2 separate regions of the Mus musculus genome follow, and region 2 is linked to region 1. The links are chromatin loops, found by intact Hi-C in ENCODE. Cell type or tissue: left cerebral cortex. All regions are shown on one strand. Each heading gives the region's core, and the rest is flanking DNA. Links, peaks and the distances in the headings are about the cores only. Region 1 holds the start of LOC115487897 (a small nucleolar RNA gene). Region 2 overlaps Zkscan6 (zinc finger with KRAB and SCAN domains 6).

What was found. Hi-C counts contacts between places; a loop is a spot of excess contacts. Peaks named below come from ENCODE experiments on the same cell type or tissue, not always from the same donor. Only the 100,000 strongest peaks of a DNase experiment are listed, where the experiment ranks them.
Region 2: it touches region 1 in a loop (4-fold over the local background); 11 of 42 quality-filtered maps call a loop at or near these places.

The regions. Positions count from the first base shown.
Region 1 is chr11:66,879,852-66,895,407 of GRCm38, reverse strand. It overlaps LOC115487897 (a small nucleolar RNA gene), which reads right to left and starts at 2,968; the gene lies at 2,830-2,968. In left cerebral cortex, for the core only: no CTCF peak of the experiment used is centred there; no DNase peak of the experiment used is centred there.
Region 2 is chr11:65,821,611-65,836,859 of GRCm38, reverse strand. Zkscan6 (zinc finger with KRAB and SCAN domains 6) reads right to left here. Exons shown (of 7, transcript NM_001302374.1): 5 at 14,846-14,930; 6 at 13,922-14,035; 7 at 7,621-8,818. The coding sequence ends at 8,034. It overlaps Dnah9 (dynein, axonemal, heavy chain 9), which reads left to right. Exons shown (of 69, transcript NM_001099633.1): 68 at 2,372-2,761; 69 at 5,074-5,536. The coding sequence ends at 5,301. Among named protein-coding and RNA genes, the nearest start is that of Zkscan6, 22 kb to the right of the region's middle. In left cerebral cortex, for the core only: no CTCF peak of the experiment used is centred there; no DNase peak of the experiment used is centred there.

The DNA.
Region 1 (15,556 bases), core at 3,565-11,564:
GCCCAGAGATAAACCCACACAGTACAGCCACCTAATTAAGAACATTTTAAAGATAACATTTTATTTATTCCTTGAAATTTTCATACATGCATACAATATATTTTGATCATATCCACATGCGACTAGCTCCCCCATCATTCCTGGGGCCTTCCAAACCATCTTTCTCTCAGCTTCAGATCCTCTTTTTTTAAAAAAAAATATTATTAATAACTCCTGGAACCCAATTAGTGCTGACCATATGTCCATGGGTGAGGAAGAGCTGTGGAGAACACATGCTGCAGGACAGACAGCGTCTTTAACAAATGGCTCAGAGAAGCTTGGTTTCCTCGTGAAGATGAGAGAGATGTGATACTCTGCCCCTGTTTGGAAGGATCAGCTGAAACACAGACCAAAGGACTTAGTGGGAGACCTGCAAATCCAGCCTGAAGCTGCTGAAGGAAAACGTAAGAAAAACCACTTCAAGATAGAGACGTAGACAAAGCCCTTCTAAACCAGGCTCCAAGAGCACTGGGAGTCATCCTGAGAGTTGACAAATGGGATTATGCGAGGTTAAGAAGCTTCTACATGGCAAACAATAACCAGGGTGAAGTGGTGGTGTACAGAATGTGAGAATATCCTTACCAATAAAGTATCAACCAAAGGAGAAAGTCAGTTATATATATGTTATATATAATATAGGCAAGTATATATAATGTATATTACATACAGCATATACACAATGTACATTATATAGCATATATTTATATATATATATTATGTAATATATTATATATTACATATTTGTATATACTATATTATATATTACATGTATATATTCATATACCCACACATACATTAAACCCCCAAAGCATCCAACCAATGTATAAGGCAATGAATTGAAAAGACACTTTTAAAAAATATTTATCTTAAACATTTATTTTAAACTTTTTGTTGATTTTTTTGTGAGTTTCATATCATGCACTCCAGTCCTGCTCATCTCCTGACCCCTAATACCTGTCCCTCTCCCTTGCTACCTCACCCCCAAAATAAACACACACACACACACACACACACACACACACACCCCAAACCAAAGCATAGAAAACATCTCATCATAGATGCTGTAGCATGTCACAGTGTGTCCCACAGTATACTCTTTGTCCACACATCTTCACTTGCAAATGTTCATTGCAACGAGTCATTGGTCTGGTTCAAGGCCTCTGGCTTCTGAGACACCATCAATGTTGTATCCTCACGGGAACTCCTTCCCAGTTATCCTGTCGTTGCCCCGTATCGTGGCGATCCTGCAGCCCTAGATCAGCAGGGCTGGTCCTTTCAGGAATCCCAACCATTTGCAGTTGATAAAGCTTTTGGGGTGGGACAACTCGGAGCCCTGGAACTGGTCCTCAGTGACAGCTGAGCTGGTCAGAATGCCAGCTCTTCTTTATCTGCACCAACAGGGTGAGGTCTCCAACCACTGCTCCACTAGGCCACCCAATGCTGCCACCCATTGCAGCTGGCAGGGTCAGCTCTCCAATTCTGCTCTCATGCCCTTGGGGTCAGTTCACCTGCACCACACCTCCAAAGCCAGCTCTACTGCACTGCCCAGTCAAGGTTCAGAGCCCACTCTCCCAAGTGCTGCAGCCTGTGAGGGGCTAGGACAGCTCTCCCACTCTCACACCCTTGGGGCTGGCTCACCTGTGCCTTTCTCAATGAGGCCAGCTCCGCTGTGTTACTTAGATGAGGTATGGGGCCTGCTTTTCTGAGTGCTACAGCCAGTGAGGGGGGCAGAGCTAGCTTGCTTGCTCATGCCCTCAGGGCTAGCTCTCCCAACTGCTGAAGGGGCTTGGGGCTGGGAGGGAGGGATATCATTACCCCAGTACCTCCTCATAGCACCACCTCATAGCAGATGCATGATGGGGCCAGATCTCCCTCTTGCTTGCCCTCGGCTGGCTTACCGACCCCACCTCCCCCCCCTGCTCTGGCCCCTGCAGAGTCAGCTCTGTTGTGCTGTCCAGGCCCAGGTGAGGTACAGGGCCTGCTCTTCTGAGTGCTGAAGCTGGTGAGGGGCAGGGCTAGCAGCTTTCTGGACTGCAGAGGTGAAGAGGGGCTGGCGCGGGGAAGGGGGCCGCTTCACCGCTGTACCCGAGACACGCCACAGCAGACATGTGACAGGGTCAGCTTTCCCACACTCACACCCTCAGGTCTAGCTCATCCACACCCTCTCCACTAGGGCCAGTTCCAGTGTGCTGCTTGGGTGAGGTGTTGGGCCAGCTTTCCCCTGTGCCAGTGAGAGATGGGGTCAGCACCGTCCAACCTTTGGATTTCCATGTGGTCCCTGGTGGCTGCTCTGACTGGTGAATGCCCTGACAGGACATGTTCTCTAGTGATAATATGAGCCAGGGTCATCGACACAGACCCCCGGGTGGTGCTTAGCCACAGACCCAGACATGGTCTCAGTGGCAGCTCGAGCTCAAACCTCCCCATGGGTCACTCACAAGAGGCTACTTCTCTGCACCGTCCACTCTCCAGGTCTATCTCTGTCTAATGCTTAAGCTGTTTCTCTCTCTCTCTCTCTCCCATCTGTCCACCACACACTAGCACACTGTCATGGCTCCTGCTGCTGCAGCCTGCTCACGTGGCTGGCAGAGCCCTGAGTGACATCCTCCCTCTGCGCTGGATGGTGTGAGAGCAAGCCAGTGTCTATGGACCACCAGTGCCATGGGGTGTTGGGCAGGTCTGTGGGCATCTTTTCCCTCTCTCACTGTGTGGCATGGAGGACCCCAGGTCTCTGCTGCCATTCTCCTCCTGCATTGTACTGACTGGATTTGATTTGATTTGATTTGATTTATATGTGTCCTAGGCTTAAAACAGCTTTGGTCACCAAGCCAGGCACCAAGCTAGGATGAACAAAGGACTGCCATCTGTTCTGCCCCTGACTGGTAGAAGATCAACACCACCGACAAAGGGCCTCTTTGACCATTTAGCTTAAGTTGAGTAGCTTAAGTTCATTTAGCTTAAGCTCTGGGATGTGATAGTAATGTTCCTTTTGTTGTTATCTGTTACTGCTTTATCAAGTCCTTGGAGAGTCACATGTTTCTTTTTGATTGTCCCCTTCTGGTGTTATGAATAAGAGAGCCATGTATCTGCTGAGCAGGATTCTGCTTGCTGCAACTGTCCCGTGTTATCCCTTCTAACCTACGCTCCCTTAGTCCTGCCTATACCCCTTGCAGAACACGAGTCCAGAAGGTAGCATGCCCTTTTACAAATGCAAACCAAACGAGTACTTTAAAAAAAAATTTTTTTTTTATTTATTTTACGTACACTGTAGCTATCTTCAGACACACCAGAAGAGGGCGTTAGATTCCATTACAGATGGTTGTGAGCCACCATGTGGTTGCTCGGAATTGAACTCAGGACCTCTAGAAGAGCAGTCAGTGCTCTTAACCACTGAGCCATCTCTCCAGCCCCCCAAACTAGCACTTTTATAGGAGACTACTATGGCACTCTTTTATTCTGCTATAACTAGAATATCTGTGATGCTATTTGGAGCTTAGACAATGACATTTATAGAAAACAGTGTGCCCGTAATTATTTGGCCCCTACTCTGATTCAAGATTCAAGTTTATGTGTTCATTGCATTCATGGCTGCAGTAGATGCAACGATGAAATATGAGTGCCTGGGCAGTGCCGCGCCACAGCATGCTGTAGGTAGTTGTACATGACTGAGTGTTTTCCTTGTGTGTGAGCATCCCAGCCATCACCAGTGGCAGTACTAACATAACTTGTATCTATACCTGGCTTTACTCTTGAAACCAGGAAGGTCTGGGAGAATTTTCTACGATGATAACAATGTCTTCTCTCTTTGTCCAAATCACAGCCCGTGGCCAGTATGGTTGTGAAGACTTTGAAGGTGACCAGTGTGAGTGAAGAATTGCATTTTAAATTTTGTCTAATTTTAATTTAAATAGCTACACAGCACTGGTGGCTGCTGCATCGGATAGTGCAGGCTGAGCTGGTGCTGATGGGTGAGATTTGTAAAGAGTATCCATCTGAGAGAGGAGGGAAGTGAATCTTGTTGACAATCTTAGTAGAGCGACAATATGCAAATATCCACCTAGATCAGGCCTAGGAAGTCAGCCACAGGCTGTGATGTCTTTATCTTGATTCCCATCGTCTTTAGCCATGTTTTTTCTATTATCTATGCCTATTTGTTTACATATTAAATAAAGCTTTTTCCACACTCCACAAACTAGTTCTGTAATTGCAACACCACAGACAATACTTCTTGGTACTTTGCAGACATTTGCTGAAATTTGCTTTCCTCCTTTTGGAGGGCTCTGTTTATACATGACATTCTCAAACAGCCTATAGTTCTGTAGGACAAAGTATAAATGTATATTATTAAAAACATTCATTCTTGCTTTTGGAAACAAAATTAATCTTTTGACTAGTGCATGATTTAAACGGCAGGCAGAAAGCATCAGCAAGGGGAATATTTATATAACCATGCAAAGGAAAGAGTTCAAATATTTCACATGAGACCATCTCTCTCATAAATTACCTGTGACAAGCAATGCCTGCTGGATTAACATGTAATCACTTAATAGTTGGTCAACATTTGAGAGTGTCTGCCACACTGAAACCTTCTAGAGTAGCTCACCCAGTTCTCTATGGGTTAAGTCAACAGGCCTCAGGTTTGCAGGACCAGGCTTTGTGTCACAGGGACCATGACAATTTCTGAAGACCCCATTAGCTGTCAGAATCTAGAAGAGGTTCTATGCAAAGAGTGAGCACAGGCTGGACCCATGCCTCCTGCACATAAGTAGCAAATGGACCGCCTGGTTTTGATGAGGAGTCCCCAACAACAGGAATGGGGTCTGTCCCTAAATCTGTTGCCTGCCTGCCTGTGGATCCCAGGACCCTGTTTCCCTAACTGGGTCACACCTTGTCTGGCCTCAGTAGGAGAGGGTGCACCTAGTCCTGTAGCTTCTTGATGTGCTGGTGTGTGTGTGTGTGTGTGTGTGTGTGTGTGTGTGTGTGTGTGTGGTGTTACCCGGAAGGGGGCTTCCCCTTCTCTGAGGGAGGAAATGGGTGTGTAGGGAGGATCCTTATGAGGTGGTACTGGGAGTAGGAGGGAGCTGGGAGGGATGCAAAGTGAATAAATGAATAAATTAAGAAATAAAAAGGAATTTGGAAGAGGTGTGGTAGGAGGAGTACAGAGGTGTTACTAAGTATCCTGTAATGCAAAGACCAGCTTCGTGGAGTGATAAGGAAATATGTCAACCCAAAATAAGCCGTGCTGGCACAGAGCTATAATCCTAGCACTTGGGATGTGGAAGTAGAGGATCAGGAGTTAAAGGTCATCTTTGGCTACTTAGAGAGTTGAAACCAGCCTGGGAAAATGTGAGACTCTGTCACCTGAAGGTGGGAAGCCCTGCTGTGAGCCCTTGGTATTCAAATGTGGTCCCTGGGGACTGATAAGATCCACAGGTTCTCAGCATCCATCTCAACATTACTGAATCAAAGCCTATATATACTTCAGTAAGATACCTTAGTGATCTGTATGTGCTCCGTAGCTTGGGAAACCCTGGCGTCTTAGTGACTTCTGTGTTAATATACTATAACACCCAGACTAAGAAGTGTAGTGGGTTAGATGGGAGCTGTTCCCCCACAGACTCATGCCTCTGGATGTTTGTTCTGGAGCTGAAGATACCGGTTGGGGAGGCTATGGAAGCTTTGAGGTATGGGGTCAACCTGACAGGAGTGGGTCTTTAGAAATTGACAGAACTACTCTGCCTCGCCTTCCCTACCAGGGTAGCCTAAAATCCTTCTGCATCCCTGAAGGAAAATAAACCCCCATCTCTTGACTTGTTTCTGTAGGTGTTTTGGTCCCATCAGAAAGAATAGTAATGCATTAGTTATTTTTTGTTGTAAAAAAATACTCAAGAGAAGCAATTGAAGAGAGGATTGATGCTTTATAGTCAACCAGCAGCTTTAAGCAACTTGTCACATTACAACTTCAGTCAGGATGCAGAGTAATGGATGCTACTCATCAGCTCTTTTTTAAAAAATTGTTGTCCCTGGATCCAAGTCCACGAGATGCTGTTGGCCGTATGTGGAGTGGATCTTCTAACCTCAATTAACTCAATGCAGAAGGTCCATCACAATACTTGCCAAGAGGTTTGTCTCCTAGGTGACTCAAAGTCCTATCAAGTTGACAGTCAATATTAGCCATCAAGTAACTAATATAGACAATTGGTACTCAGACAAGTGGAGTCAATTCTGTGGTAAACTTGGCCTTGCTGTTCCTAGGCCTTTAGAACTTGTTTTCAGGAGGAATGTTTGGAAGAGTTAAGAGCTATGAGATGGAGAAGCCTTAGGGATCGCTCTCTCAACAGAGGTTCATGGCTGATTCTGCTGGGTTCTGAAGATCAGAACTAGGTAGGTAGATGATCAGAAAGGGAAATGACCGTGTGCAGAAGATGCCAGTGCCTGAGTGGCCTGCCTTCAAGGAACCTGCTCTCTGATGAATTTAGCCCATTATCCCTTCATGAGTGTGGAACCCCCAATAAGCTAATTACCATCTTTCAGGCCCCATGTATTAAAGGCCCCTTCACAATGAGAAGCAAACACCCACCACACAACCTTTGGAGAACAAACAACATCCACACCATAGCCGCTTGTCTTAGATCATGAACCCTGCACTCTACTCACAGCGGGTTGCTTTAGGGGAAGTCCATGGGAAAGCTGGAAAACAATTCAGGATCAAATGCCATCAAATGTCCGACACTGGCACTATTGATTAAGGAAAACAGACAAAAGGAAAAGGCTACCTGCTTCTCTTTGTTCTCAAAGAGACCCATAGCACAGATACAGACCTTATTTGTCAACTGTGGGAGTGTGGGAATCGAATCAGAGGCATCCTCAGATGAGCAAGAAATCTGGGCAGCAAACGCCCAGAGCAGAGGCAAACTGGTGGTACCAGAGAATACAGGAGAAGATAACAGCAGTGGGCAGAACAGAGACCAAGGAGCCTGCAGCCAAGGGAGGCACTCTCAGCCAACCCACTGGAGAGATGTTTTTGAACCAATTTCTTTCTTTCTGTAAGATCATTTCTTTGCCTATTCCTGTGTTTTATTTTTTCCTTGTCACCCATCCCTAGAGGTAGCCTGCTTCTTAGGAGTCTGAGAAAGAGGTAAACACAAAGTATTAAAAAAATGGAGAATATTTTTAAAAAGCAATAGTTGATAATTCAAAAACTATACTATGATCAAACCATTAGACAAGGTAGGCTTTCTATGTAAAGAGTAACAAGGAAACTATTGAGAATGGCACAAGATGGATTAATAACAGTCAACAATCATTAATAATAACTAATAATTAATAGAGAACTACTATGTTCCCGGTGGGAAGTCTTTTTCAGCCAACTCAACTAAAATTGGCTTTTATGAGTAACACTGACTTACAAAGGAATTCAGTAAGAATTTGTGAAACTATTTAATACCAAAGAGAAACCGAACCTGGAATAAAAATGTGTGATAACAGATTAGCTATCCTAAGAATAAAATTTTGAATCTGGAAGGGCAACAAAGTATATAACAAAACTGCAATAAGCAAAGTAATGTAGATTTGAAGTTTAAATAGTTTGAAGGACAAATGGATCAAAGAAGCCACTAGAACATACCTGTGTGTGTTGTGATAGGTGGCATGTGCAGGAAGTAGCCTATGATAGTAGCAGCATATTCTTCCCAGGAAGAGCACAGCTACCTTTGATAGATACATGCACACATGTACACCCTGTATGGGTAGCTATCGCATGTGATCATGTCTATCCTGACCCATCTTTTAAAGCATCCTTGTATAAGGTACCCAGTACACTGTTTGTATCTTCAGCTACGCCTTGTGTGATTAGCAGTAAGCCGCACCTCACTCACAGAAAGTGGTCTAGCCTTGACGGGTGATTTTCTATGTCGCTCCCCCAGTCACTTTTGATGGGGAGCTCATTCCTCTCGATGTGGCCCTGATTGTCTGCTTTCTCTGGACATAGCTCTTTCTCATCATCTTCCTTTTTCCTTTCTCCTGGACTCCTAGTTCTGCTTACAGGGCCCAGAAGTATTGCATTTGAACAGATTCTAAGGGAAACAGAGCATCTATTTCCAAAAAGCTAGAGCAGACAAAACTCTAGACACGCAGTAAAGAGAGATATACTCTGGAAGCACTGGGTCGACATTCTCAACTCAGCAAGGAGTTCAGGCAAATCATCCACTCGATTTTACTTCTTCCCGGTTTTTCTAGATTCCATAGTAGAGGCAGTGCAATTCTGAACACTTTGATTGGCCAGGCTTCCACTCAAAGCCATTGATGACTGTGCACCGGAACACATCACTTTATCTGCCTAGGAGGTTTGTTCTTGCTTCAATGTTTCAGGAATATAAGATCAGGGGCACAAGGAAAAACACACTCTAGAATAAATTTCTCCCATTGAGAGTCCCACAGTCTGGTAGCTGAAAGAGCAAGAATTAGGTGACAACCAAGGAACCAGATTACAGAGAAGCTCAATTACGGCCTGCTGCTTCATCCGTATAATTTATAATTAAAACATAACTAATAGAAGGAGTCAGTCTATGCTTCTCTTTAGACCTTTGTCAGAAAATATTAGGATCACGCCATAGAATGTGACTTCTTAAGACCTGCTTAGCAATCTCAGCTTTAATTGCCACCCAGTTTATTAGCGCACGCAGTTAATTATTGTGCCTTGTACCTAGAATATTAGCTATGTGCAAAAGTCATGGAGAACGATGCAGCTTCTTGTGAAACTGAGTCAGATGGATCACCCACAGAGGGTTTCACCCTGGGAGAATGTGACAGAACCCATCTGCTTCTCCCTTTAACCAGCTTCTTTAGGATATGTCATTTCTTAATACGAATTATGGACTTCCCATGGAGGAAATGCCTCCCTGGGACCTTGTGGTGATGGTTAGGGTGGCACAGTTGTTCATCAAGTCCTGGTTTTTAGCATGCTCCATTGGGGACAAGTCATGATTTCTCATTATAGTTCTGGGGGAAACCCACAGGTGATGGCATAGAATACAGCAGAAGGTTTGTGAATTAAGAAACAAATAAGTTTTGGACCAGCAGAATGGCTCAGTAGATAAAGGTATTTGTTCCTATGTCTGAAGACCCGGCTTTTATCCCAGGAACCCATAAGGTACAAGGAGACAATCACGTGAATGCTGTGCTACACACACACACACACACACACACACACACACACACCCCACAAACACACACATGCATACATGTATACTCACTAAATAAATAAATGTGTACACTCACTGAATAAATAAAAAAATGTAGTAACATTTAAAAGAGAAGCCATGTTTTTTGTTGTCAATTGTGCATTGGCTATGGGCCTTTCTTCCAGCTGCCTCATTCATTAAGCTTTGGTTTCTTCCTCTGTTAAGCAAGGCTTTGGTAGTCTGGGCTGGCTTGCATGGCTGCCCATGACTGATACGCATGAAGAAGACAGAGGGACAGGCACTGCAGAAATAGAGTGAAACCTATGTGCCTGCAGTTTCTACACCTAGAATTTCAGGAAGCTATGAATCAAAACCATCTAGAGAATAATTGCTATTTCATCTAACACAGGCAGATTTTTTCTTGGAATTATTCCCCGAAGGATACATTAAAAATGTTATATAGCATTTACTATGCATTAGGTGTTATAAGTAATCCAGAGATGATTTTTAAGAAAAGATATATTTATACAGGAGCGTGTGATAGATTACAGGCAAATATTATACAATTATAAATAAGGGGTTGGAATCTCTATAGATTTTGGTATCTGTGGAGAACCCTAAGACCAATTGCCTGTGGTCCCAAAGGGACAGTTATGCTTCTGTCCTGACAGTACCTACTGCTTACAGCCTCTCTGACACCACACCTTGGGCAGAGCCCTGCTCTGGCTGCAGGTGCCTTACCTGGACCTCCTATCACATTCAGCAAAGGTTTAACGGAAACAGAGAAGGTTGCGGCTCACATCCCATTTCTTTAAGGAGGTTAGTGATTGGCCTTTCAGATGAGGCCAGTGCCCTATGGAGGAGGCTTTCTTGGCATTCTATATTTCTCCCTGAACACATCAGCTTCTTGGAGGTGGGAATCAGAATGGTTTGTTCCCAGCTGCGTATGCAGCTCTTAGTGGGTTTCTGGTTGTATTGATGAGTTGGAGAGTGCTGGAGAAATAACACCTGAGTTTGCAAAAAGATAAAGGGAAATTTTTACAGAGTCTGAGCTGAGACTTGAAGGGAAGATAAAGCGATTCATGTGAGGCCCTTAAGGACCCAAGGGTATAGGGGGAGCTGTAGGGGAGGAACTGGGCTTTCAAGTCAGATACTCCTCCTAATTATGGGAGTTGGGAAGGTTATACACTGAAGGGTTACAGTGAGATTAGAAATATTAAGTGCAGAATGCCCGGCACTATACTTTACAGATGACAACCATTACTGCTTTGTTTCAGCCTGAGTACTGCAGAGAGCTGTGAGACTTCACACACAGCCTTTCAACTCTCTGAGTGCTGTCATCAGAATCCGTGCCATTATTTACATCTCTACCACACTAAACTGTAAGACTTGCATTTCTTGTCATTAATAATAATTTTGTCATTACTTATTGTAATGGTCAACACTTGGGACCCGCATTGAGTCTGAATTATTTCCCCAAGAACTGGGCATCCATTCTTTTCCTTTGAGAGTTAAACTGTAAAATATGCAAAGTCACCAAAAATAAATGGAATGGTTCTCGGGCTAGCACCATTTGAATGTAACTTGGTGACTATATTAACATATTTAAAGAGATACTGTCAATCAAAGGATGGAAGGACTGAAAAACACAGAGGTGTCACAGAGGTGAATGGAGATCCACATGACCAGTTGAGGGGAGGACGGGAAAGAGCAGATTGTCAGACAGAGGGGATGCATTTTGGCTTCCAAAGATAAGCCAGTCTCCAGGGTACAGAGAGGCATTGAAGATGTTAGCCATCTTTTCTCTGCTCTCTGATGCATCTGATGCCTTCTTAAAGGTACTGCCCAACCTCAAGCCCTAGATGAGGCAGGTCTCTGAAGAGAGTGTCCTTGGCTCCCAGTCCTTGACCTTGACCATAACTGATGGCACAGCAGAACCTGGTTTATGGTGGTCTCCATGTTCTAACTATTTAAATTAGGTGCTAGGAGACTGGGTCAGCTGGCTGTAAGGAGAAACAGGCTGGAAAGCTGGAGCATCACTGTAACAGAAAGCTGCTATCCGGGGGTGGGAGGTGGTCATATTGACGCCATGTACCAATGAGGAACTGTCGTAACAAGAGAAGAATAAAGGCAATATGCAGAGAGAGAGACAGAGAGAGAGAGAGACAGAGAGAGAGAGAGACAGAGAGAGACAGAGACAGAGAGAGACAGACAGACAGAGACAGAGAGAGACAGAGACAGAGAGATGTATGTATTCCATAAGTCTTGCCATGCTTCTAAATAGCCTTCCCACTTTACTCAAGTGCAATGTACACACACAAGCAATTCATCCCATAAGATGGGCTTTTAATTGATAGGTTTGGCTTTCTCAGTTTTCTTTGATGGGGACATCCACTGTGAGTAAGATGCATGGATCAAGCTGTCTCAGGCTGGAATTTGAGTCGAGGTCTACATCTATGATTCATGGCCTGTCAATATGACAGGGAAAGCAGTATCTTGTTGTGTAATGATTCAGTTTCACCATTGGATATTTTAGCTTTCTATTGCTATAGTAACAAATTACCATAGGTTCAGTGGCATAGAACATTGTAGCTTTATTAGCTTGCAATTCTGGAGGTTGGAAATCTGACATGGGTCTCAATGAGATAACACTAAGATGCTGGCAGAGTAAATGCTTTCTGGTGGCTCTAGAAAAGAATCCACCTTAAAATTTACTTGTTTCGCTTTCTAGAGACACCCAGCAATCCCAGACTTGTGGCTTCTTCCATTTACCCAAATGGAAGACCAATCTCTGATGAGCTGGTTAGCAACCCTAGTTTTCCTTTCCTAGTGTCACTTATAAACACACATGTCCCAGTGAGTGACACATGAGCAGCCTTGGGGCCAGACATTATTCCTGGGGAGAGTGTGGGAAAGGAAAAAATGTTAACATACAGATTTCTTTAAAAAAGACCCTCTGGTTTAGGAAAACTTGGTGCTTAGTAAACTTGAAACTTTTCCTCTTCTGATTGGCATATGAAGGATCCATATGTTGGTGAAGATTATTGATCTCCTATCCCTCAGGCCTGGGTTTTTAACTTACTGTAATTTAGGATTACCCATTTCATTTCTTTGAGCCTCGGGTTCTTTCTCCATAAAATGCAGGGCGTAGTAACATTTTTGAAGGATTAAATTAAATTAAAAATGCATTTTCAAAAAAAAAAACCAGGATAAATGCATTTTTTCTATTTTTTCTTTCCTGGATATTTCTTTCCCAATCCTGGGAGTTTGGACTACTGAATGGGAGATACACAGAACACTTCTCAGCGAGGGGGCGTGTCTCTCTGTGTGAGGGGCGGAAGTGATGTGCTTCCAGGAACAGGAAGTCAGTGTTATCCCACTGTGGAGGTTGCAGTCTTCTGCCTCTTTTGCCCATATTTTGTTTTCATTTTTAATCTGTGGGAATGGAAGCCCCCCTAAGGGCTTCCTCTGCTCTTTCTTTTCTTGCAGCAGAAAAATGACAAGGCTCAGGAAGCCAAGAACACAATGTTCCCCTGGGCCTCCATGCAGGAGCTGCCAGGACAGTGATTTGGGGGTTTGTGTGAGTGATGGGAGGAATGAGCAAAACCTCAGTGGATTCCAGGCTGCCTGTGGCCTGGAGCAAACTGTGTCCCTGTCCCTTGAACAGCTTCGTATTTCCTTAAAGGATCCATGCCCTGTAACTGTGAGTGAATTCTCTGCGTGCTGTAATCATTGGCACAGCCTATGGTTGTGGAGGGAAACGTTTTTTTTCCTTTCTTTTATGTTTGAAGGAACTTGGCAGCCTTCACCTTCCTGGTTTTAGTGTCCAGGATGGAACTATTTGGAAAGAGCTGTGAAGCTGGCTTGTGGCAGAGAGACTGTTGGACTTCAGCAGTGACATAATGGCAATGCAATGAGGCTGAGTAGCTAAGCCTCTTTGCAACATCCCAGGTGACTGACTGCCGTTTTAGCTGAAAAAGCAGTCTGCTAATTGGGAAGTGTGGCTCCACAGCTCTCCTTTAGTTTTGGATACAGCAACTCAGACCTATTGGCAGCTCACAAAACAATCACGTACATCAGTATTTTTCTTGACTTGGTGGGTCTCCCAATCAGATAAGTTTTGAATGGAGATCCCTGCTGGCTTAGAAGGAGCAGTCACTACTATTCTGACTTCCAGTCCTCCCAACTGTATAGTGACAACAGAAGTAGGGTTGGAGCACTGACCATAGCCCTAGCACAACCCTAGGCCCGTAGGAAATGCTTGGAAGCTGATACAGTTTTTCCTTTTGAGTTCTCTGCATGCATTGGTTATCCCTGCCTTTCTCAAAATGCCTCTGTCATTCAAAAAGCCTTATATCCAAGTGTAGAAGGATTTATAAATTCATCTACAAAGAAAGCACTCTCCTTCATGCATCTTTCTTTGCTCCCAGTATATGTTTGCCTTTTCTAGATTTGGAAACAGAAGAATCAGGGTTCTCGGGAGTTAAAGCTGTAGGGTCACATGGTGGCTCATGGCAGAGTGAGCTGAAAGAGAAGATACCATTTCCAGCGGGGCAGGCCTTCACTATCTCTAGATTGGATCGCTTACTATGATTTCTATTTGATGTGCCCATCAAAGGAAGACAAAATCAACCCTGAAAGCAAAAGAAACTAGCCCTCCCAACACAAATGTTGGCAGGGTTCCCCAGCCCAGCCCATTCCTGGGAGGAGGGAACTCTAGTCAATCAGTGGGAGAGTTCTGGTGTCATGCAGGAAGGGTGGAGCCCACATAGTTTGCATGTCAATCTTCATAGAATGGAAACTTCTATCTCCCCAACCTGCCTGAATCCTAGACTTGTTAAACTTCTCTTGGTGTGAGTCTAGGCTCACTGGAAACTCTTCTGTGTGTGTATGCATGGTGTTTATATGCACACATGTGCATACAGTTGCGAATGCATGTGTTTATGCTTGTAATGAGAGGCGAAGGACAGACATTAGATTTCTTCCTATATTGCTGTTCACCTTATATTCTGAGCAAGGTCTCTGAACTTAGAGTTTGATGAAGGGTACTAAGCAGCAAGCTCCAGGGAGCTGCTGGCCTCCCCCTCTCCAGTGTGAGGGTTACGGATATGCACCTTTTACTTGGATGATAGAAATTCGTCGTACTCAGGTCTCATTGTTTGCGTGAATGAGCCATCTCCATCACCCTCACTAGAAATCTATTCTCTATGATTTATCCTCTCCTTGTTTTACTTTGAGGGAAAAATGGGCTACTGATATGGATGGCTTTTGTTGTTGTTGTTGTTGTTTTAAAGATTGATTGATTGATTGATTGTGTGTGTGTGTGTGTGTGTGTGTGTGTGTGTGTGTGTGTGTGTAGTGTGCCTTCATGCAGGTACCTACGGAAGTCAGAAGAGGGTATTGGATCCCCTGGATCTGGAATTACAGGCAGTTTTGAACCACTTGATATGGGTGAGGGGAACTGTAGTCTGGTCCTTTACAAATGTACTATGTTTTCTTAACTTGTGACCCTTCTGTCTAGACTGAGGTTTTAGGCCTCAGTCTCAACAATTCTCCACTGTGAATGGAGGCACCAACACTCCAGCTTTATACAATAGTGTTGTGTCTGGTTAGTGTATTTTCCAAGACATGTGTCCCTTTTTCGGTTGGCTATGTCCAAATATCAGACCTAAGGATTTTTCTTGAGGTTGGAGTCTTCTCTGAAGTAAGAGATACTGGCTTTGTTTATAAGACATTATGGAAGACAATCTGTTGTCCTTTTCTCATGGGATGATCCACTGGCATCTTAGCAAATAACATCTTATATTGTGATACTAGTCATACACTGCTCCCATCTTACGTGTGACAACCCACAGTAACTGTCTTACATGATGGAAAGATCTCAAGAGTTAGAACCAGACACACCTAGGCTTGGTTATATCTGTGTTGCTGTTTAGTGACATGATTTGGGGTCTATAATCTAATATTTCTAAATAACTAATTTCTCCATACATAAAGTATTTCTTAGGACTGTTTCGAGGATGAAAGTGACAAAGGCTAGGCAAATGTAGTTATGATCATATGTTTATTGGGAGGGACTCACTGATGTAGAATGGGGGATTGAGTATGAACCTTTCATTCCAACAGATATGGCCAACCCATATGCACAGTGTGAGAACCCTGAGTGGTTGTCAGAGACAACCAAGAGCATTAATCCTGCTAGTGTGTGCTTCTTAAGGAAGAGCTTCCTCTATAGTTAGGACACCAGTGACATTGGTGGTCTCTATTTTCCTTACAAGGGAAGAAAGTCTGGGTCTCACGGTTTGGTTTCATTATGCTGGGGTTGCTGGGATTAG
Region 2 (15,249 bases), core at 1-8,000, 1.1 Mb after region 1:
AACAAGGGGAAGCCTGGGAGGCGCGACATTCTTCCCGTTTCTCTTGCTTGGCATTCAGGTTAGTCAGTGCACATGGCTGTCAGAATACATTATAATATCACAAGAAGACGTGAGAAAACTGTTAAGGCATTAAGTGACATACTCTGTGTACCTCTGCTGTCAAAGGAGGTTAGATTTCTGAAGGGTGTTAAGCATTAAGTGTTGCATTTTTTAAAAAGTAGACCTTATCTTTTTCTAGCATAGTTTTTAAGTTCAGAGCAATTACAGATTCACATCAGGCCCTTGTCCCACCACGCAAAATACTCTTAGCATCCCCAAAGTCTGTATTTATTACAACTGAGTTCATGTTTCACTTGGGGATCTCTCATGGTGTTGTTGCCCTTCCTATGGGTTCCATAAAGCATGGTTTCACTGCTGGTCACACTTGTGTGGAAGGGAAGTCAGTTTGTGTGGATGTATGTGCGTGTGTTTGGGGAAGGTATTCACAGACACACAAAGACACACACAAAGACACACACACACACACACACACACACACACACACACACACACATGGAGACCAGAGCTCTGTCAACATTGAACCATGTTGTTCCTCAGGAGCCATTCAACCTGTTAGGGACTCTCATTAGCCTAGAACTTAACAATTAGACAAAGTTATGGCCAGTGAGTCCCAGGCACCTGTGAGTCTCTACCTCTCCAGCACTGGAACACAAAAGCACCAACTTCATGCCTGGTTTTTTGTTTGTTTGTTGTTTAGTTGTTTGGTTTAGTTTGGTTTTAACATGGGATCTGGGGAATATACCGCAAGTCCTCATGCTTGCCTGGCAAACATTTACCAACTAAACCATGTCCCCAGCCCACTATACTTATTTTAATAGTAAGCACATCATTTTTTTCTTAAAACTCAAAGCCTTGGTTTCAGGCTTCACAGGGGCCTGGTAACAAAGTGTTTATTGACTTGGCCAGAGGAGATAACCAGAAACAAAGGACTTCTCCGTACAAGCAAAGGGCAGCAGTAGGCACTGTCTGGAGTTCAGAATGACTTATAGATTTGTCTCACTCTGACACAGTCCTCTAAGTAGGCCACTTGAGGACCAGGAGGGCATATTCATCACACTTCGGTGACACCAATAGTCTGTGCCCTAATGGCTTCTTATGAATCCTGTAGGGCTACAGTTTGGGACAAATCCAGAATGGAGTTATTCTCTATCTTCTCACATGACAGAAATTTTCCCCATGTACAGTAAGTAATTCCCATTGATAAACCCAAACTTGATAAAGCTCAAACCAGTTTTATGGAAAGGCAAACTTAACTGCACCATTTCCCAGGCAGGCATGGTGATGCACACCTGCAAACTCAGCGCTTGGGAGGCTGAGACAGAAGGAGTGTGCATTGGAAACTAGCCTTGGTTATGAATTCTCTCTCTCTCTCTCTCTCATACACACACACATATACACATACACACACTTTCATGTTGGCTCTGTGGTACTTTGCTTTTTGTAATAATCCATTACTTTTGTACATATCCTCTTAACCAGATTGGCAAGCAAATGGTAATATTATAGTCATATAATACTTTTTTTAAGCTGTAACATAAAAGATTTTTAGCATGCCCTGGCAAAAGTACATACATTCTACAGTCTCCATCAATGGGAAATGTAGCCTTTCCACTCAGAGTAGGAACACTCTGAGAACCTAATTTAATGCCCAGGCTTATTATTCTGTTTATTTCTGCTGTACAGAACAGACCAAGACATCAGCTCTACCCTGTCCTCCTGCATTTCCTCAGCCCCTTGATGTATTACATAGTCACACATGCTCTTGGTATCCAGAAGAGCCAGCTTAAATTTTACCCCCCAACCCCTGACAAATGAGAAGACCAGCATCTTTCTCTACCCTGCTATGCCATATGACTTCTTTACCCTCACTCAGACTAGGATGTAAGACCAAGCAAAAAACTATGCATGTTGAAGCTTCTATGGTACTTGGGACATCCATGCCTGCCAGGCCACATAGGGCTACTGGGTACATGCAATGCTGCCAACAGGACTTAGAAAGTGTTAGCCCATGAAAAAGTTTCTGACTTTGCTAGAACTACCATGGGAGCCTTCAGTACCTATGCCCAGTAATTGCACTAGGAATTAAGCTCACATCTGTACTGCTGCGGCTGAAGTGGCAACTGTGGGTACTAGGCATGTTCTAAAGCACCAGCCTTGGTAAGACAAATTCTGCAAAGCAAATACAAGACAGAACCACACTAGCAGCCAGTACCGCTGGAGTCAGCTCCCATCTATGAGTCAAAGGACACAAAGACTAGTGCTTCCAGAGACTTCTGCCTCCTTAACTCTTTTTCTTCCTATTGGTCTTTAGGGGGAGCTGACCATGACCAGTGAGATGGAAAACCTACAGAATGCCCTATATCTAGATGTGGTCCCAGAGTCCTGGGCCAGGCGAGCCTACCCTTCCACAGCAGGCCTGGCAGCCTGGTTTCTAGACCTGCTTAACAGAATCAAAGAGCTGGAGTCCTGGACAGGCGACTTCTTGATGCCCTCAACTGTGTGGCTGACGGGCTTCTTCAACCCCCAGTCCTTCCTGACTGCCATCATGCAGTCCATGGCCCGCAAGAATGAATGGCCACTAGACCAGATGGCCCTGCAGTGTGATGTGACAAAGAAGAACAGAGAGGAGTTCCGGAGCCCTCCTCGGGAAGGGGCCTACATCTATGGGCTCTTCATGGAAGGTGCCTGCTGGGACACACAGGTATAGTAATGGCATGCATGTTGACAGCCCGGTGCAGTGCTCTGGAATCTTGTTACCTAGGTGCCCTTTCTCTTCTTGAGCCTTTTTCTTTAAATCCATCCAAGAGCAAAGGTTCTGAAGGTTGCTTAAGATGAGGCCCGTGCAACCACACTAGCTGGATCTAACCTCAGCACCATCATTTACCAATCATGTGGCTGTGGTCTAGTGTTTCCTCTCAAGTGCCCCACTGACCAAACTATAAAATGGGAGAATAGCCACTGGCCTGCATCTGGTACAAAGACAGCTGACGAGGCCATGGTGCTGATGGCTGGCCTTTCTGCTTGGATGGGAAGGTATTCTGGGACTCAGAAGCCTAAGAACCACACAGATCTGAGGGGAGAAGCTGTCCCAATGGAAAGGTATCCCAAGTCACGGAGACCCAGGAACCGCACAGCTCTAAGGTGGGACAGTGTCCCGATGGAAAGGCATCCTGAGACAGGTGAGCCCAGGGACCAAATGGCTCTGAGGAAGCCTCCTCAGCACAGGCAGTCCAGCTCCCAGGGGAGGGAAACCCCAGCGGAGGAGCTCAGGAGCCCAAGCCCTCTGGCTGCTTCCTTTCTCTTCCTTGATTCTCTTTTCCCTCCAATGAGAGTCACAGCAGGCAGCAAATCTCAAAAGAGATCAGAGGCTCCAGGATGTGGAGGGATGAATCCTGCAGTGGTTGCCTATGCTCCCCAGGGCAAGCAGACAGCAGGGAGCTAGACAAAGCGCAGGGGTTCTTGGAGGGTGGAGCTTTCTACAGTAGAGATTTCCAGGAGTACTGGTAAGATTTCAAGTCCTGAACTCAGGGATTGGTGGGTTTTGTGCAAACTTTTCACCTGAAATTAGCACAATCTTGGGAGGATCCTGTTAAAGGACTAGAGATGACCTTTATCACAGTTAGGGAGGTGTGGAGGAGGGGGCCTCAGGCAGGACCCTGGCCACTTTCCCACCTTGAGGGCTTATAAAGTTTACAATGTATACAAGTTTACAAAGAGGGTCCATGGCAGGGAAAGTCTTTACTGCAGTCGAAGTGGTGTGAATATCTAACATGAATGGCAACTGGTAACGGTTACTGCATTTCTTTCCGGTGGAATGAACATAATTTGAAACTAATATTATTATAAGAACACTGAACCATATACTTTTAAAGGGCTGGCTTTATGGTATGCTAAGGACAGTCTAAGCTTGCCCTGCTCCTCCTCAGCTTGAACATTCTGTCCTGGGGACAAATGACAGTCCCTCTGTTCACTAGTTCTGTCATCCACCACAACTTACATCAACCTCTGAGAGAACTAGAAAGCCAAATCATTTTAATACATTTATGAAAACAAACCAAATTATTCTGTTCATAACAAAAGCAGGCCAGGGGCATGTGGTAAAGGGATCAGTGTCTCCCCAAGTTTCCAAGGGGTGCTTCAGGAAGCATCTAGCACATGTGGTAAGGAAGCAGAGCTGGGATCGCAGCAGGTTGTCTTCTGAAGACTCGAGAGCATCTCATCTTCAGTGTGTTTGCTGCAAGCCCAAATTTATCTGGCTAACGACTCTTTGGCTCCTGAGAACATCTTAGAATCAGTAAAAACTTTATAGCCAATTAGACAGTGGTCTTTGATAAGTCTACTAAGCCAGCCCAGAAAACCATAATCTGAAAAGTTACAAAATGGCCAAGGCCTGCCCTTGTCCCCAGTTGGGGGGAAGGGGAGGAGTCCTTCCTTGCAAAAAGTTGAAATGCCCCAGAGGTGACATGACCACATAACAAAATCTCAAAGAAGTAGCAACTCTGCTCAGCTATAACCTCAAACCCAAAGGCATGTGCTGGCAGAAACCGCACTCCCTTCCCTGACTAGAGCTTTAACATGGCATCTGCCAAAAACTTGCTCTTCATACCCTGATAAAATGGATATATGAAAAAGTAAAGAGGGAGAATCTATCTGAAAATAGATTAATCTGTACAGGATGGATAAACTTTAGAGTTCTGTATCAGCAACTGACTTTAAAGCCAGGTGTAATAGCACATGCTTAGAATCCCAGCATTCAGGAAGCTGGCAGAAAAATCCTGAGTTTAAAGTACAGCGTCAGTTACACAGCAAGACTTCCCTTTCAAATAAATAAACAAGCAAAAAAGATGATTTATGCTAAGCACAGAGAAATGTATTTTTAAATATGAGAGCTTCTCATACACTGTGGGTTATCGGGAGAACCCTGAAGAGTGGGAGGGTTCTGCCAGAACCTGGGGAAGATGGGCTGGCTGGACTCTGGGACTAAGGTGGCTCTCTTCACATTCTTGTTCTTAGACTGGGATCATTGCAGAGGCGAAACTGAAGGACCTGACACCCCCCATGCCTGTGATGTTCCTCAAGGCCATTCCAGCAGATAAGCAAGATTGTCGAAGTGTCTATGCTTGTCCTGTGTACAAGACTTGTCAGCGGGGACCCACCTACGTGTGGACTTTCAATCTGAAGACTAAAGAAAACCCATCCAAGTGGGTTCTGGCTGGTGTTGCCTTGCTTCTCCAGATTTAACATCTTTAAGAGTCCTTGGGAGAAAAAAGGAGGGCCGCTCTCAGTTCCCTGACAGGCAAGTGGGTGGTGGGTGATAGATTATTATGAAGAAGTCATAAGCATTAAACCCCTGTAGAATTTCTCTAGGGAACTTGGAGGGCCTCAAGTGAGGCTGAGTTCCTCGAGAGCCCAGAAATAATGGGAGAATTCTGAGTAGTAAATTTTTCAAATAAAGTGATTTATTCAACTCTTCTAAGAACTGTTGTCATAAATAATGGTAAAGAGACCAAGACAATCAAGCTGGTAATGACCACAGACCTTGTTCCACAGTGCAGTCCTGGACCTTTGTGCTCTGGCTCCCAGATACCTCACACGCATAGGCAGTATCTATCAATCATAATCTGCATGCCATCGCTGCTTGAGAAACACTGCCCTGTTTAGAAGGATTAGTGCTACAACACCAGCATTGCTCTGTAAAGAGCCAGAGTACATACTCAAGGCTTTGCAAGCCACATTCTTGGCTAGAAACCTTCTATATGGCCGCTGTGGCCCAAACAGGGTTACAGCCTAGACACGTAACCAAGTGAGTGTGGCTGCACTCCAGTAAGACTCACAAAAACAAGATCACCTCCATTGTAGCAGCTGTCGTATGGCACCTGTCATAGTAGCCTGGGATCGAGTCACACATCTACTAAATAACCTTCGTACTCCCTGTTTGCTGAGGGTACAACTGTAACCGTGCAAGCAGATCCTATTAGCTTTGACAGTCTGAATACGACTCGTGAGACACCCACCCCACCCCCCAGGAGAAGCTTATACTATAAAGCTACTCACCTGAAACTGTCCAGATTCCCCATTGTAGACATGACCACTGGAAATTAAATGGGTGTGCAGTTTTGATGGGTTTCACACAGCTCTGTGAATGACTTTGGTACGGAAGGTGAGGATGAGCAGGGATCACTCTTCCTCGTCTTTCATACCTTTGAAGTAGTAGTTAGTTACCATTCAGACAGTGCTTCATGAAATACAACAGGCACTCGAAGCCCCTGGAGGACTTATCAGAGCAAAGCTTGAATCCTACTTTGCACAATTCTTGACTCAACTTGGTAAAGTTTAAGAAAAAAAAAATGGGAAAGGGGAATTCTTTAGGGAAGAGGAAGGTGGTAATCCAGAAGATGGAGGGAAGTAGATAAAACAGCACTAAGGATGGCTGAAAAAGCCACAAAGGATCATACTATTTTAAAAAAAACTATAATAGACATAATTCCGTATATAAATATGCATACAGTTTTAATGAACTCTTCTTATCTAGACTGACAGCATTCCCTCCAAGAGTCAAAGACTACCTAACAAAAACCCCAACAGCAGACATGAGAAGCTGTCTTTTGAGTTTGTTGGTCAGGGCTATCTAAATATACAGCCTATTACGCTGTTGTTCTTAGTTACCACCAGAGGTAGAGGTTCCTATTGCTGCAAATACTATGCACGTCAGAAATAGGGCTCAAAGACGCCTGAGTTACATCTGACCTGAACTGCGAAGTAACTTTCATGGTACCAAAGATGAGAGGCAACCAACAGTCCTACCCAGTTACACCACCTCCCAACACAGCCCCTCCAAACCACATCAGCCACCAGCATGGCACAATAACCCTAAGGCTGTAGTAGCAGCACACATCATCCTGGCAGTAACCAATAGCTCTCTAATCCACTCAACAAAAAGGAGACCTAACTAACTACTCAGCATAGTAAAGCAATGGTCATTCGAGGAGATTCTAATATACATAGAGATAGAGATTTCTGCATGCATACATTAACATGGATAAAAATAGAGGGCATGAATTTGAATGGGAGTCAGGAGGGGTACATGGGAGTGTTGATAGAAGTTTCACTGTACCAAGGAAGGAAACTTTGAGATATACAACTTGTGATTACAAGGACAAATGGGCAGGTTAGACATATATATGTTAATAAAGTCCTGGGCAGTATTAAAAACTAGATCGATACTATTGATTTCTTCCTAACACCCTACAGGCAAAATGAGGTAATAAAGAACATTTTAAAACATAAAACACTCTGGCAACAATAACAGTTCAAGAAGGATGCCAGGAGAAAGGAGGAGAGTTGAGCCATGTGACCACGTGACAGGCAGACTTACCTGAGGTAAAGGTTGCCCAGCATGGCCCATGCTTTTGCTTTCTAGTTTCTTTCTGCTACATGACCAACCTGATAGGTTTCTAGGGGGTGGTCCTGGAGCTCTGTCCCCACATGGGCTCTTCTATGAAAACTGTATATTCAGAAGTGAGAGTCAAAACACAGTGAACAAGGCAGCTACAAGGAAGATAGAGACCAACTCAGCTCAGTTTATTTCAAATAAAGGACAGTTAGACAGGAACTCTGTCACCAGTCTGACAAAGATGGCATGCACTCACAGTCGACCCTACCTCCCCTTCTGTGACAGCCTGCTCTAGAAGCCAGTCAGGCTCTCATTGGAGAGCTACTAAAGTCATTATCTACACTGCATGTCTTTCCCAGGGGGTCCAAAATAGGAGGCCAGCTGAAACAAACAAAAACTGTTTTATTTCCTGGTGCAAAAGAAAAACTAGACTCAACTCAGAACAACATCCCCTCCACATCAAAACAGTGCCCAGCTCCTCTCCCTCCAACACACAGAGAGGAGGAGGTCGTTTCTGGTCCAAGCTCTTCCAGGCAGAGGTGAGCAGGCTTGCAGTGGACTGTAGTACCTGGGGACGTGGCTATGGGCAGGGCATCTTCCCCAAGTGTGATCTCTGATGCTTGTCAAGGCTGGAGCTCCAGCTGAACTGCTTGCCACAGTGGGTACATTTATAAGGTTTCTCACCCGTATGAACCCTTTGATGTCTATTGAAGTTTGACCTCTGAATAAAGCTTTTCTCACAGAGGGGGCATTTATAGGGTTTCTCTCCTGTGTGGATTTTCTCGTGGTGGCGCAAGCCTGAGAAGTCACTGAAGCCTTTCCCACAGTAATCACATTTACAGGGCTTCTCTCCTGTGTGAGTTCTCTGATGTTTCACAAAGTCTGAGCTTCGTAGAAAGGCTTTTTTGCAAATGTGGCAATGAAAGTATGTCTCTCCCGTGTGAGTCCTTTGGTGAAAAACAAGCTGTGAATTCCTATAGAAGGTTTTCCCACACTCTCTGCAAGTGGGCAGTTTCTGGGCCATGGGGGATCTGGCCTGTCCCTTCTGAGAGGCCTCTCTCTTCTCCTCTAGCCACAAGGCAGTCAGTTCTCCCAAAGACGAGCTCTGTATGTGCTGACCTGGCTGTTTCCCAGAGCCCCTTTCATAAGGAAAGAGATGCGCCCCAGTTCCCTCACCCTGATGGTTTTCCAGAGCCTCTGGGACACTGTCTCCTCCAAAGCGATGCGGCTCACTCTCACCGAAGAAATCACTCAAGGCAGTCTGTGGTGGAGCCTCACCTGATGCCTGACAGAAAACATCCAGACATCCCTGGTCCCTGTGATTTTCCAAGTTTAGGTTCTCTTTGTCATTTTCTTGTCTGTCTTCTGAAAGGAAAAAGAAGGTTTAAGTGGCAGTAACTGCTATGCCCTGTTATCCAAATGATGCAAAGATGGTGCCAGGCCAGCATCACGTTTCTTTTTACTGAAAGGGTATCAATAAATGTGGAAGAAAACTATCACCCAGGTGCCTGAGCACTCCAGACTCACTCTGCCTGGGCTTGGTTCAAGGCTACATCAATTGGCTCTGAAGCCGAGCCACTCATTCTGAAGAGCACTGGCTTCTAGTGAGCTTTTCTGATTCCTCTACAAGCAGACAGTATGCACTTAAAGGCCCAACCACCAAAGTTATATACGGTCAGTGCTTCTTAAGATGGTTGGTTTTCTTTCTAAGGTTTATTCTTATTATCTGTGATTATGTGTATGTAAGTATGCTTGCATATGTACATCCACGAGTGCAGGTACCCACAGAGGAGCTAGAGTCACAGACATCTGTGCTGGGAACCAAACTCAGATCCTCTGCAAGAGCAGCACACATGCTCTCAATGCTGAGCCATCCAGCCCCAAGATTTTTATTTGATTATATATAAAAGATAAACACAGGAAGAATTTAGGAGGAGAAAATAAACACATGTAAGAAACCCAAATCAACCCCAACAGCATTACCAATTATTATGGGATATACGACACTGGGCTCACAATGCAGCCCCAGCTAGCCTGGAACTTTCATCAGCCAGGCTGGCCTCAGACTCCAAGGGATCTGCCTGCCTCTGCCCCCTGAGTGCTGGATTAAAGTGCCACTGTATCTGGACTTCCAGTCTAATTTCACTTACATGCACATATGTATAGCCTACTTTTAGATAAAACTGATGTCATATTGAACACAGTTCTATATCTGGCTAGATAACATTTATATAGTAAATATTGACCCTGGTCTATTTAATATTTAACATGAATTCTCATATAAGAAACCTATGGGGGGCAGGGAGGGACGTGTTGAGACAAGGTTTCTTTGTGTTGTCCTGGCTGTCCTAGAACTAGGTCTGTAGACCATACTGGCCTTGAATTCACAGAGATCTACATGCCTCTGTGCTGAGACTAAAGGCATGTACCATTACCGCCCAAGAAATTGAAAATTTAGTTAATAAATTTCATTAGTTTAGTCAATAAACTTCATTAATGTTTTATTGTATCCATAATTTTATTGTAGGCTCAATGCAATAAGGCTATATTGTGCCACACCAGCTAACTAGAGCAGTTCTATGTGCCTTGCTATTTATATATGTTTTATGTAAGTAGTTTTGGTTTTGCTATGTTGCCCAGGCTACCCTCAAACTCTTAAGCTCAGGTCAGACTCCTGCTCAGCCTCTTGGGTAGCTGGGAATTCAAGCCCTGGACACCGCATCTAGCTATACATGCTTTAGTAACTTGTGTAGACAATTATGCCTTTTCTCATAATGCAGGTTTCTGATTATTATTGATCTGGTAAAGATTTTAATTTTTTCTTTTGGTTGGAAGGTTTATTTAAACTCTTTAAAATTACCTTATCCTTATAAATCTGAGATTTTATTCAGTGCCAGGCATAGCATCATACACCTATAATTCCTGGGTGGGAAGGTGAGGCAGGAAGATCACAAGTTCAAGGGCAGCTCAGGCAACAGAGCAAGACTCATCCTTAAAAACAAAAAACAAAAACAAGGAAACATCCTGAGCTACAGGTTCAAGGCCAGCAGCTCTACCTCAGACTCGGCCTCAAAAAGTTAAACCAAACTGAACAAAAACAAACAAGAGGTTGTTTTCTTCTCTCTTTTTATTCTCACCTTACCTGAACTGCCAGGCCTACGCACCGATCAGAGATAGAACTAAACATGTTCATTCTCTGAGTGCCAAGACAGAGCCCATTCAAAGTAAAGTACTGTCTGCTGTCTTTAAAGAAGAGTGCATTAACAGCCACCATGGAAATAATAATAAATATATTGTGAATTTAGGAAGTCCCCACTGTGGAAACCTATGCCCTTAGTCATGTTATTTACTACAATAAATATCACTGTAATAAGCAATTCTTTTCATAAGTGTTTACCCATTTTCTGATCAATGCCTTAAAGGAATTCCTCAGAGCACAACTGCAATACCTAATGGCTTGAACAATATGGTTTGGTTTGGTTTGGTAAATTGTTCTTAGATTTATTGTGTGTGTGTGTGTGTGTGTGTGTGTGTGTGTGTGTGTGTGTGTGAGAGTTACAGGTGGTTGTGAGCTGCTATGTAGATCCTGGGAACCAAACCCAGCTCTTCGACATGAATCCTATACCACTGAGCCATCTCTCCAGCCCCGCAGTTCCTAACACCTCCTGGCATCCTGACTTTCTCAGCAGGGCTCTCCCGTCTTCTGCTATGCTGTTAGGCAGGAGAAATGGGAGGGTGCTAATACTTGAGTACTGAATGCTTTTTCTATGTATGCTATTTAGACCAGTGAAAAACGGATTTTTGTTATTTTAAATGTTAATTCCTCAGTGATAAAAGGATAAATCTTTTTCCTCCCACATCTGGGAGCTACTTTTTATACTCCAAGACTGATGTCCAAATTTTACTGAAAAAAGTAATTTGTTCTCATCAACTTAGTTTAACTTTTCTCTATTTTAAAAAAAATTAAAACAGACCATTATTTATCTATCAAATTCACAAAAATGTTTTACACCAATTTTGTTGCAGTACTTTTGTTTGAAGTTATTCTGATGTATAGAATTATTTTTACTTTATAGGCAAATTATTATTATAAGTCTGTTAATCTTTTCCTCAAAGATTTTTTCACCTCTATGCTTAGAAAAATGTTTCCAATCCAAACAGACTGCAAATAAAATATCCACTCATGTTTTTTCTTCTTTGTGTCTACTTTGCAAATTATTTTTGCAAATTTAAAATTGATTTCTAGCTTATTCTGTTAAGCAGCATAGGCAAAGCTCTCCAGCAGCTCCCTCACAGCCCTGCACAGAGAAGCAGCTCCTGCCCAGGGATCCCGGCTGCCTCCTTCATCAGAAGCGACCTGACAACCTCAGCTTCCTGGGCTCCTTCCCGAGGTATCGCTTCCGACTCGGCTCCCTGTTCTCCTCTGCTGTTAAGATATCTACTTAGGAATCACGCAACTGGTTTGGGGTTTTTGTTTTGTTTTACTTTTCTGCTGTTGTTTTATTCCCTGGGTATCCTGACTACATATGCAGTTTACAACTTTTTGAGGCTGACCCTGCTGATCTGCTTTCACTGTGAACTCTCCTTTCACATGGTCAAAGACAGCCTTTCTCTCTGACTTCTGCACTTGGCCTTACCACACATCTGGCAGTCTGCCCAGCTGTTGGATTTTCCAACTGGTCCTCTCTTACCTTGATGCAGTAGCCTCCGCCCCAGTTCAGTCTCTCTCCCTATAAACCTGGACCCCTACTAGGCCCTGTACAAGCTTCTCTCTCCAAGTGTTCTCTTCCCATCTGTCCTCATGACCTCCAAATTAATCTTCCCACACTTACTTCTACTACGCTTTCTCTCAGTTCTATCTCAAGCTATAAAGACAGGCTATGCAAGGCAGAATCTAATGGGGCCAAGTCAGCAAGAAGGATGGATGGAAAAAAAAACAACAAAACCCCAAGCCAAACAGAAAACAGCTGGGATATAATGAGCTGAATATCACAAATAAAACCCAACTGCTAAAAGGTTAGGCAAGCTCTGTTCTTACTCACTCTTACTGGGAATATAAATATGTCAAAAAAATCATCTCTAAAATAATAATGGTAATAATAATAATAATAACAATAACAGGCTCAGTGTATAAGACCACTTACTGTTCTTACAGAGGACCTGGGTTCTGTTCTCAGCACCCATGTGGGAGCTCATTAACTGTGTGCACTCCAGTTCTGGGGAATCTGATGGCCTTTTCTGGCCTCCTTGAACACCATGCAATGCATGTGGTGTAGATATATGCAGATAAAATACCCATATACCAAAAATTTTAAAATTCAAAATTTATAATATTAATCCTACGAGGTGAAGCAGATAGCCCCAGTCTTCCCAGGCTCCTTTTCTAGGAAACACTCATGAAGCGCCTTCTCCCAAGTTTGCTCGCCTGTCTTCCCTGATGACATGACAAGGTGTCAATCGATTGTTCCAAAGGAACTCTTGTGAAATAGTAAATATACTGCTCCAAATTAAAATCAGAACTGGGTGGAATGTGTGGTTCGCATGTACAAAATCTGACGTGACTCCCAGAACAAAAAAACAATTGATAATAAAGCCATATCTATCAACTCTTATTGTCTGTAGTACATTAGCAGAGGAAAATGATTAGACTCCATTAGGAAAAGGATAATCTGAGTCCTTTTCCTTCTCCAGGATTCTAGAATTCAACACACATGTACATGGGCATGTGTGTACACATGGGAGTGACCTATTTAAAAAATTCAGATTTATTGCCAGTCTTCAAACATGCTAAGCATCAATTGATGCTGCTGTTTAATGAAGTCCAGGTCCACAGAGACCATATAGAACACTCTTCTGTTTGTTTATTTTGCTGAAGTAGGTGGTTAGCACTGATTGGGATTGGGTTGAGAAAGTTTGGTTTGGGCCAGCAAGACGGCTCAGTGGTAGGAGCGCTTTCTACCCAAGCCTGACGGCCCCCACAACAGTGGAGACGGCCGCATGAGGCTGCGCTCTGGCCTCGGGACTCATGCAAATGGCCGCATGAGGCTGCGCTCTGGCCTTGGGATACATGCAAAGGCACAGCATACCCTCACACAGGTCATAAACACAGGCTAACAAATACAAGTTTTTTACAAATCCAAAAAGTATTTTCTCTGAATTTCTTTACTGATGTACTGGCTATTACATGGAGTCTTTCTGAGGAAATTTTAACTACCTATATTGGCCTCATGTTGTCTGAATATTAGTTCTCTCTGAGAAGGCAAACTATTGAAATAGACAAGACTGACAGTAGATCCAACATGTGCTCTTTCTTTCATGGTTAAATAAATATACCTACAGCCCTGCAGCCAGCAACTGCAGGTAGTCAAGATCACAGTTAGCTATAATTAATGCAATAACTACTTCACCCACCACCTGCAGTTTGATCTGCAGAGGTCAGAAATGGCTAGAGACTATGATACCACTGACCTTTGCAGGGGAGTCTTGCCATCTTCTCAGCGCCGTGAAGGTGCAGGCCCACCAGCTCTTCCCCATATTCTGCTAAGTTAGTCAAGTCAGGTTTGGAGTTGGAAATGCCTGCTACTGAGAGAGAGAAATTTTGTGGGCTTAGATAAACAGTGACGTCTGGGAGCTCAAAAGAGAAGCCCAGACATCGAGTCACTTATATACACTCACCAGAGAACTAGATGATAAGGACATATGGTGAATGCCATGAAAACAAGAATCTAGACAGGTGACAAGGACCCAGGGACCACTGGCAGTCTGGTGCAAACATCAAAACAGGGACTCGTATCTTGCATGAGGCAGTTCAGTTTAGTAGGAAAAAGAATATGGACCTAAAGCCAGTAACACCTGCTTCCACATTAACTCAGCCCTTGGGAGCTGTAGAAGATTGAGCAAGTCCTTGATCTGATGATGCTCACTTCCAACATCTTTAAAAAGGGAATCCTATGGGTGAGCATGGTGGCACACCCCTTTAATCCCAGCATTCAAGAAGCAAAGACAGGTGGATCTCTGTAAGGTCAAGGGCAGCCTAATCTATCTAGTAATTTCCAGGTCAACCAGGGCTACCTAGTGAGACCCTGTGTCAAAAGGGGAAAAATGGGGCTGGAGGGTGGGGAATAGTAATATCACCACGCCCATTTAATGTGTTTCATAAATGAAAGGTATTACTATAGTTAACACAATCACGCAGTTCCTGGAGAACAGAACACTTTAAATACTGGGACATTCTTATATGCCTGCTGTTTCTAACTCATCAACTTTCTATAGCAGCACCAATGCCTTCTGTTACACACCCCTTCAACAGGTGCCTCCTGGAATGCACAGAGAATACCTAACAGTTTCCCAGTCTTTTCATCTCCTCTCATCAGGTGGACAACATGCCCTCACCTCCTGAGACCATTTTCCCATAGGTCTCCAGCATGAGATCCCAGTACTGTTCCTTCTGAGTAGAATCCAGGTGTCTCCACTGCTCCTGGGGGAAATCACAGATGTATCATTCCAATGAAGGTGCTTAAACCTGCTTCCAAACCACAGAAAGCCGAGAGGAAGGCATGCGCTGTGGACCCTGGTCAACAGGAGACCTAAGAACTCACTGGAGCAAGTGAGTCCCTGTCAAGGACAAAGAGAACAATGGGAGGATGACAGGTCTCAGATCCCCATTGCTTGCCCAGTTGATAAAACATTAGGGGCGCACTTCTGGGTTTTGGTTTGGTTTGGTTCTATGAAACAAATTAGGAGTGAAGAATACCACACACCCTGACCCTTGCTCTTGTCTCTTTCAAGAGCCGTAG